2 separate regions of the Homo sapiens genome follow, and region 2 is linked to region 1. The links are chromatin loops, found by intact Hi-C in ENCODE. Cell type or tissue: A673. All regions are shown on one strand. Each heading gives the region's core, and the rest is flanking DNA. Links, peaks and the distances in the headings are about the cores only. Region 1 has its middle 49 kb from the start of TAS2R16. Region 2 has its middle 17 kb from the start of CADPS2.

Region 1 (4,417 bases), core at 331-4,330:
TTTTGGAAACTACATATACACATGGAAATTAAACAATATGCTCCTCAATGATGATGGGTCAATGAAGATATTAAGAATGAAATTTTAAAATTTCTGGAAACAAATGATAATGAAAACACAACATATCAAAACCTACTGGATACAGCAAAGACAGTACTAAGAGGAAAGTTTATAGCTCTAAATGCCTACATCAAAAATGTAGAAAAACTTCAAGTAAACAATCTAATGATGCACCTTAAAACACTAGAAAAGGAAGAGCAAATCAAACCAAAGATTAGGAGAAGAAAGGAAATAATAAAGATCAGAGCAGAAATAAATGAAATTAAAGTGAAGAAAACAATACAAAAGATCGGCAAAAACAAAGGTTGATTTTTTGAAAAGACAAACAAAACTGATAAACCTTTAGCCAGACTAAGAAAGAAAAAAGCAAGAAGACCCAAATAAATAAAATCAGAGATGAAAAGGGAGATATTACAATAATATCATAGAAATTCAAATGATATTTGAGGGCATCATTAACAATCTATACTAACAAATTTGAAAACCTAGAAGAAATGGACAAATTCCTAGACATACAACCTACAAAAATTGAACCATGAACAATCCAAACCTGAACAGACCAATAATAAATGTAATAAAATTGAAGCCATACTAAAAAAGTATCCCAGCAAAGAAAAGCCTGGGACTTGATAGTTTCACTGCTGAATTTTACCAAACATTTAAAGAACTAATACCAATCCTCAAATCATTCCAAAAAATGGAATAAGAGGGAATACTTCCAAACTCATTCTATGAGGCCAGTATTACCCGGATAACACCACCAGACGAAGCCACATTAAAAAAATAAAACTACAGACTAACCTCCCTGATGAACAACGATGCAAAAATCCTCAACAAAATACTAGCAAACTGAATTTAACAACACATTAAAAAAATCATTCATCATAATCAAGTGGGATTTACCCCGGGGATGCAAGGGTGGTTTAAAAGTTTAACACCCAATAAAGCAAAAATTGCTTTATTGACTGAGAAATAGTGATGCCTTTCATTGAGTTTAATAATAAAAGATAAGAAAAAAAAAACTTCTGTGACAAGGATGAGTTGAATTGTAGAGTCCCTGCATGTGAAATGCCAGTGGGACATATAAGATTATATGAGATGTCAGTAGAACTATCAAATATTATCATTGGATATATGAGTACTTAAAATCAATTGGTAGAAAGTATAGATCCTATAATTATACTGGTTTAGTTAGAAACACCCTGACTGTGAATAACAAATACGTGATTTTAAAAGATAGGGATTTTTTGTTTCCCATGTAACATGACTAATTTGGATTTGGATATTTCAGGGCTTGATGCTTCAGCCCCAGGATGTCATCAATGACCCAAGCACCCTAGGCCTTTCCAGTCTTCTATTCTTTCTGGTGGTTTGTAATTTTAAGGTCACCATAAGGTCATAAAGTAGTTGTTTTAATTCTACACCAAAGCATCCACATCCCATGAAGGAAGAAGGAGGAAGAGAGCAGGACAAAGTTACATACTAGTAGAGTTTAGTCCTTCTTTCAAAGAGATTTTCCAGAGATCTTATCCAATAACTTCTATCCATACCTCTCTGGTTAAAACTATGAAATGTGGCTGCTTTTACCTGCAAAGGAGTCTTATGTTAGGCACATTGCTATTCCAACTAAATCAAAGTTCTTTTAGAGCAGAAAAGCAAGAAATCAAATGCTGGTTGCATTACTGGTAGTGCCTGCACTGTCCCCTATGTTCAACCTACATATATTAAAAAAAGAAAAATTCATTTGAAGGTTTATTTTAAGGACATGCTTTTCACCATTATATAATTTTTTTTGCACTTTCCAAAGCAATTTTACCTATATTTTTCTCATTTGTTCTTCACAACAACCTCGTGAAATCAGTGGACAGTAATGTTTTCCCAGTTATCTTAAAGAAGCAACAGAAAAACCTGGTTAGTAAGCAGTTAAAATAAAACTAGAAGCCCAATTTTATAAAATCAGAGCTTTTGATTGTAAAAACAAACAATTCTAATTTTTAACTGAATTGACAGGATGTTTTTAATATTACATAAGCACAGTTTTTCCACCCTTCAGAAAGTACAGAAATTATAGCAGTTTATTTCCAAATTGATATCAAAAAGGAGTCTACAATTTGCCTAAGTCACTCAAAAGCCAGTATTAGAAAGACATCCAAAGTCTCTTCAAGCAGATGCCAATCAAATATGTTTTGGAGTAAGGGGATAGCAAGAGAATGGATAATCAGTTTCTCTGTTCTCTCTGACTCCTTTATTTCCATATACTCCTTACTGTGATGAGGAGGGTCTTTGGTAAGACAGAGACTTCATTTGCTTCGTAACATGTTGCCATGAGATAAAATTGAACATGTGAGGCCAGGCGTGGTGGCTCATGCCTGTAATCCCAGCACTTTGGGAGGGAGAGGGGATGGATCACCTGAGGTCAGGAGTTCGAGACCAACCTGACCAACATGGTGAAATCTGTCTCTACTAAAAATACAAAAATTAGCTGGGTGTGGTGGTGAGTGTCTGAAATCCCAGCCCCTCGGGAGGCTGAGACAGAATCTCTTGAACCTGGGAGGCAGAGCTGACAGTAAGCCGAGATCGCAGCACTGCACTGCAGCCTGGGCGACAGAGTGAGACTTTGTCTCAAGAAAGAAAGAAGGAAAGAAAGAGAAAGAAAGAAAGAGAGAGAAGGAAGGAAGGAAGGAAGGAAGGAGGAAGGAAGGAAGGAAGGAAGGAAAGAAGGGAGGGAGGGAGGGAGGGAGGGAGGGAAGGAAGGAAGGAAGGAAGGAAGGAAGGAAGGAAGGAAGGAAGGAATTGAACATGTATATGGTAGATGGCCCATTCTGGGAAGGAAGGAAGGAAGGAATGAAGGCAGGAAGGAAGGAAGGAAGGAAGGAAGGAAGGAAGGAAGGAAGGAAGGAAGGAAGGAAGGAAGGAAAGAACTGAGCATGTATATTGTAGATGACCCATTCTGAAGAGACTAGGAAAAAAGAAGCCTCTTTCTTTGAGGAATGGTAAGAACCTATCAGTCTCTGACATGGCAATTGTCAGTAACCCTGACCTCAGAGACCCTGAAACTGCCCACAGAATGAAACTGGACCCTATAAGAGTATCAGAAGGCTAGAGAAGACAGATGACAATCTGGAGGAAGAGGAGGGCAGAAACTAGAGAAAGAGGATATCCTTATAGGAGACTGACTGTATCTAACAGTAAGGCAACTTGATGTAAAGTAATTTTGCTCACCTATGTGGCTCCATTTGCATCTGTATCAGCTAGTCAAAAATCTGCTCTCTTTCTCATAATGGACTGTGCTCAAATTCATTTCTGGATGTTGTGAACAGGAATACATTTATTTGTGGTAATAAAATAATAAATTTATGAAAATAGTTTTCAAGTATTGTTTGAATTATAAATTGCACTAGTGGTCATACCTATCTAGTAATGCCTCCTCTTCATAGTTCTGCACATCAAAAGAAAATACAGGTATTGATGCAACCAATCCATATTATGTATATATGGGTGTGTGTATATCTATCTATCTAGATAGATAGATATATCTATCCATATAGATATATATCTATATCTATCCATATATATCTATATCTATATCTATCTATCCATATATATCTATATCTATCTATCCATATAGATATATATCTATATCTATATCTATCTATCCATATAGATATATATCTATATCTATATCTATCCATATAGATATATATCTATATCTATCCATATAGATATATATCTATATCTATCCATATAGATATATATCTATATCTATCCATATAGATATATATCTATATCTATCCATATAGATATATATCTATATCTATCCACATAGATATATATCTATATCTATCTATCCACATAGATATATATCTATATCTATCTATCCACATAGATATATATCTATATCTATCTATCCACATAGATATATATCTATATCTATCTATCCACATAGATATATATCTATATCTATCTATCCACATAGATATATATCTATATCTATCTATCCACATAGATATATATCTATATCTATCTATCCACATAGATATATATCTATATCTATCTATCCACATAGATATATATCTATATCTATCTATCCACATAGATATATATCTATATCTATCTATCCACATAGATATATATCTATCTATCCACATAGATATATATCGATATCTATCCACACAGATATATATCGATATCTATCCACATAGATATATATCGATATCTATCCACATAGATATATATCTATATCTATCCACATAGATATATATCTATATCTATCCATATAGATATATATCTATATCTATCTATCCATATAGATATATATCTATATCTATCTATCCATATAGATATATATCTATATCTA
Region 2 (4,417 bases), core at 344-4,343, 140 kb after region 1:
TTTTATAAGTGTTCAGCAATATTGCTTTTTTCTATTTTGTAATAAATATTATCAGCTGATAAAATGTCTATTCTTTTTATTTTATAAGTCAACTTTTTTAGGGTATAATTTACAAATGGTGAACTGCACCTATATGAACTATACAATTTGCTGAGTTTTGACAAATACATGCATCTATGAAACTACTGTTAGAAATCAAGACACAGAATGTTTTCATAATCCCCCAAATATTTCTTATGGCCCCTATTAATTAATCTATTCCTCTACCCCTTGCCCCAAGCAAACATTGACCTGCCTTCTGTCATAAAAGGCTAGTTTGCAATTTCTAAAATTTTATGTAAATAGAATATATATGTATATATAGATGTACTTTTTGATTCTAGCTTCTTTCACTCATCATGACATTTTCATGTATGTTGCATGTATCAGTAGTCCATTCCTTTTTATTGCTGAATAGCATTCCATTGTACATATATATGTATACCCCTTTTTTAATGTATCCATTGATGAACATTTAGATAACTTCTAACATTTAGTTAAATACAAATAATTTTGATCTAAGCATTCATAAACAGGTCTGTATATGAACACTGGGTTTCATTTTCTTTGGTAAATACTTAGGAGAATTGATGGATCATATGGTAATTATATGTCTAACTGTATAAGACACTGCCAAAGAGTTTTGCAAAGTGATTGTGCCATTTTACATACCCTTGGGTAGAGTGTATGTTCTAGTTGCACCCCCATTCTCACCAATACTTGGTATTGTTAGTCTTGTTAAAATTTTAGTTTAAATAGATATACGGTACTATCTCATGGTTTTAATCAGCATTCCCTCTAAAGGTGAATGACGTTGAGCATCTTTTCGTGGGTATATGTGCTATTTATATATCTTCTTTTGTGACATAACTGTTTAAATACATATGCCTATATTTAAGTTGGGCAGTTTGACTTGTTATTAATGAATTGCAATTGTTCATTGTATATTCTAAATGTTTTGTCATATATATGTGTTATGAATATTTTCTTTCAATCTGTAAGTCTTTTTTATTTCCTTAATAGTGTCTTCTTAGGAAAAAAACATTTTTAATTTTGATAAAGATATTTATCAGTTTTCTATTTTATGTTTCATTTGTTCATGCATATTATCTAAGAAATCTTTACATAACCCAAGGTCAGAAAAATTTTTCTCATATGTTTTCTTCTAGAAATCCCACAGATTTAGCTTTGCTTTAGGTCTATCATCTATTTTATGTTAATTTTTGTGTGTGGTGTGAGAGGATGGCTGTTCATTTGTCATATGGGCATCCAGTTCTTCCAGCAGCATTTGTTGAAAAGGCTATTTTATGCTACCTTCTAAATTCTTCTGTACAATGTGAATTTTCTAGTACTAGTCAAACTTCATTTTTAAAAAGGGTTCAGCAATATTATTAATAATTTATATCCATTTTGCTATAAATATCATATTCTATTAGTAAAAAGCATTCATCCCTTGCCTTTTGGGAGCCTCTTTTTAAAACCCAAATTTATTGAGGCATAATTTACAAAGAATGAACTGTATCTTTTAGTGAGCATCACTGTTAGAAGTAGAGAAAAAGTGAAATCCAATGATTATTTGCTAGGTTCCATCTCTGTCTTGTCCCTATTTCTAGCCAGTGAATGTTATTGACCACCTACTTTGTGTCATGTGCTGTGTTAGGAATGAGACAAAAATAAGAAACTATTTCTTGGAAGTTCTCACTTAGGGAGAAAGGCATAAAATCACATCATGTGTAATCTAGTCAATGCTGTAATAAAGGTTTTGAAAAAATATATTGGCAATTAAAGAGGAAGGAAGTTAACTTCCTAGGGAAGTTAGAGAACACTTCACAAAGGTGGTGCCATTTGAATTAGGTTATCTTTATTACAATCCTTTTTGTCTTCCTTCAAAAAAGAAATTCATTTCATATATTAATGTTTACTTTATTAAGCTGAACATTTGAGTGCTTGCAATCTCTGGATCACAAAACGTAATGAAGAGATGTGCCTTAAATAAAAGGGGAAATGTGTATGATTTACCTAATAGACCTTCCCTTATAGATGAGTCATTTTACCGATACAGTCACTAGAGGTAGCCTCACCAAAGTGTAAACATTTTGTCTTGGGCCAAACAAATGCGCTTCCCATGACAAAGAGGATGGATATGAAAGGAAACAGCACGGATTTGAGAGGCCTGGAGCTGGGGATCCCATTTAATGAGCAGAGATACATAGAAATAGTAATGCCTACTATTTACTTAGCATTCACCATGTGCCAAGCATCCTAAATGCTTTGCTGAATTCTCACAACAACCTTATGAGAGTTTTGCACAGGGATAAACTGAGGCAAGAAATGTTAAGGCACCTATGGTAGATTATTCTTCAAAAATATCCACTTTCTCTTCCTCTCCCTTCCCCATCCCACTGATGTTTTGTTTGGTCATGTGACTGGCTTTGGCCTCCTAGTGGACAGAGTGTACTTTTCTATCCCTTTATTAAGAAAGACTTTGGGCTTGTCCATGTGATTTGCTTTGTCCAATAGGATGTTAGTGGAGATGACACAGGCAGCCTTGAAACAATGCATGCAGCAATGGGTTCTCCCCTTAGGCCTCTGCCATCACTGAAAGAAGAACCTGCTCTAGATAGCCTACTCGTCAAAAGAGATGAAAGACAGGTGGAGTAGATTTGGAACCAACTTGTAACTTAGAGCACAGCCTGGCCTTGTAACCACAAACAAGCGAGAGAGAATACACAGTTGATTGTTCTTTATTACACTAAGTTTTAGGGTGCTGTATTATTCAGCCACCTAAGTGGCAGAAAGGATTTGAGCGCTGGCAATATAGGTACAACTTCTGCACCACATTGCTACTAATACAAGAGATAATTAGCTATATTCAGACACCCAAGTAAAACTAATCAGTTGATGAATGAAGAACAGGTCTGTAACTCAGAAGAAAGTTATAGGTCTGGAATTAAGATAGTGTCTATGAACTAATGATCTAAACCTTGACAAATCATTTTAATCTCTCTGTGCTTTCTTTACAAGAGTATTGTAAAAAAATAATAATAAAGTAATGGCCATAGAAGTTCTTTGAAAATGTTAAAAGTGTTATGCATGTGCAAGATTTTTTAAAAGTCTGTTTTGTTTTCTGCTGTATCCTCAGTGCCTAGAATTGTGCAGGCCGTGTAGCAGGTGTTCAGCAAACATTTGTGAAATTAAATTGAAATTAATTTTTTAAAAATAGTGTCTTCAGCTCACAAATAACAAAACACAAAGTATGTTTATAATTAGGGAAGTAACTAACTTTCATTCTTGACAATAATTGGGTAAAAAGCCCAGGAAGTTGCTTCCTCTTACTCCTGTGTCTGACAGAGAGAGGGTGTTTGTTTCCTACCTTTACTATCTGAACAATGTTCTGTAAATCCTAACCTTAAATGAGATAGTTGTTGCAGTCTTATATTAGCAGGCTTCTTGTCTAGAGTGTTTTATTAGTGGGCAGCTATTTGATTTTAATATTTGTTCTGCAGTTTAAAAAAATTGAGCTTCATTTATAAAAATCCAGATAGTCCAGAATCTGGCCAAACAGTCATCTGGATTGGAAAGTTAGGTCACTGTGTTAGGAAGAAAAGGTCCATTTATCCTTTTTCCTTCTTTGTTTACCATAAAGCAAGATATAGTCTAATGAGATATCTTACTTTTAAGACATTTTCATTTAATTCACTATGATTCAGATGAGGGCTATGGTTAGAGTTTTGTTCCTCACATCAAATTGCAGAAAAAAATCACACTAGAGATGTTATTTAACTTATTCTACTTTCTATTATAGCATAGCCTGCCTTTTTATCTCAAAACGTCTCTGATGATTTCCTGAGAACATTTTCAGTGGTGTAGTTAAAGGGTTATTTCAGCTCCAAACTTTCTTGTTAAAATGTTAAACTGGAACATTTGAACAATATTGCATCACTGACATGAAACTGACTAACAATCTGGAAGCAATAAATTTTGCTTAAGTATCCTTCATTGTCGTGAGTGCTTCATCCTGTGACAGATATTCTCTAGTGAGAGTTTCGGGTAAAACTCCTTCTGTCTCAGCTAAAATTTTTAAATAGCTACTGAACAATTTCTGGCCTCCAGTTAATATGTGCTAGTAATACAATCTATCAGTGTCATGAGTATATTAAAAATTACGGACTAAACACACAATATTGAAAGAATAAAAGGAAAAGATCAATCATCTCATTTTTGCTATAGATTTTCATAATGATTTCTTTATTTCTTGAATATGTATTTTATCTGCCAAATGACCATATGTTGGCAACTCTTGACTTAGAAAATATATAAGATAATAGAAGAGAAATAAATAACAGAAATATAAATATAATTCATATCCTGGATTTCT

What was found. Peaks named below come from ENCODE experiments on the same cell type or tissue, not always from the same donor. Only the 100,000 strongest peaks of a DNase experiment are listed, where the experiment ranks them.
Region 2: it touches region 1 in a loop (7-fold over the local background); 4 of 110 quality-filtered maps call a loop at or near these places.

What each region holds. Positions count from the first base shown.
Region 1 is chr7:123,042,474-123,046,890 of GRCh38, reverse strand. No RefSeq gene overlaps it. Among named protein-coding and RNA genes, the nearest start is that of TAS2R16, 49 kb to the right of the region's middle. In A673, for the core only: no CTCF peak of the experiment used is centred there; DNase peaks (open chromatin) are centred at 2,610 and 3,040; H3K27ac peaks cover 2,266 bases.
Region 2 is chr7:122,901,022-122,905,438 of GRCh38, reverse strand. No RefSeq gene overlaps it. Among named protein-coding and RNA genes, the nearest start is that of CADPS2, 17 kb to the right of the region's middle. In A673, for the core only: a CTCF peak has its summit at 2,488; DNase peaks (open chromatin) are centred at 2,488 and 4,008; H3K27ac peaks cover 1,919 bases.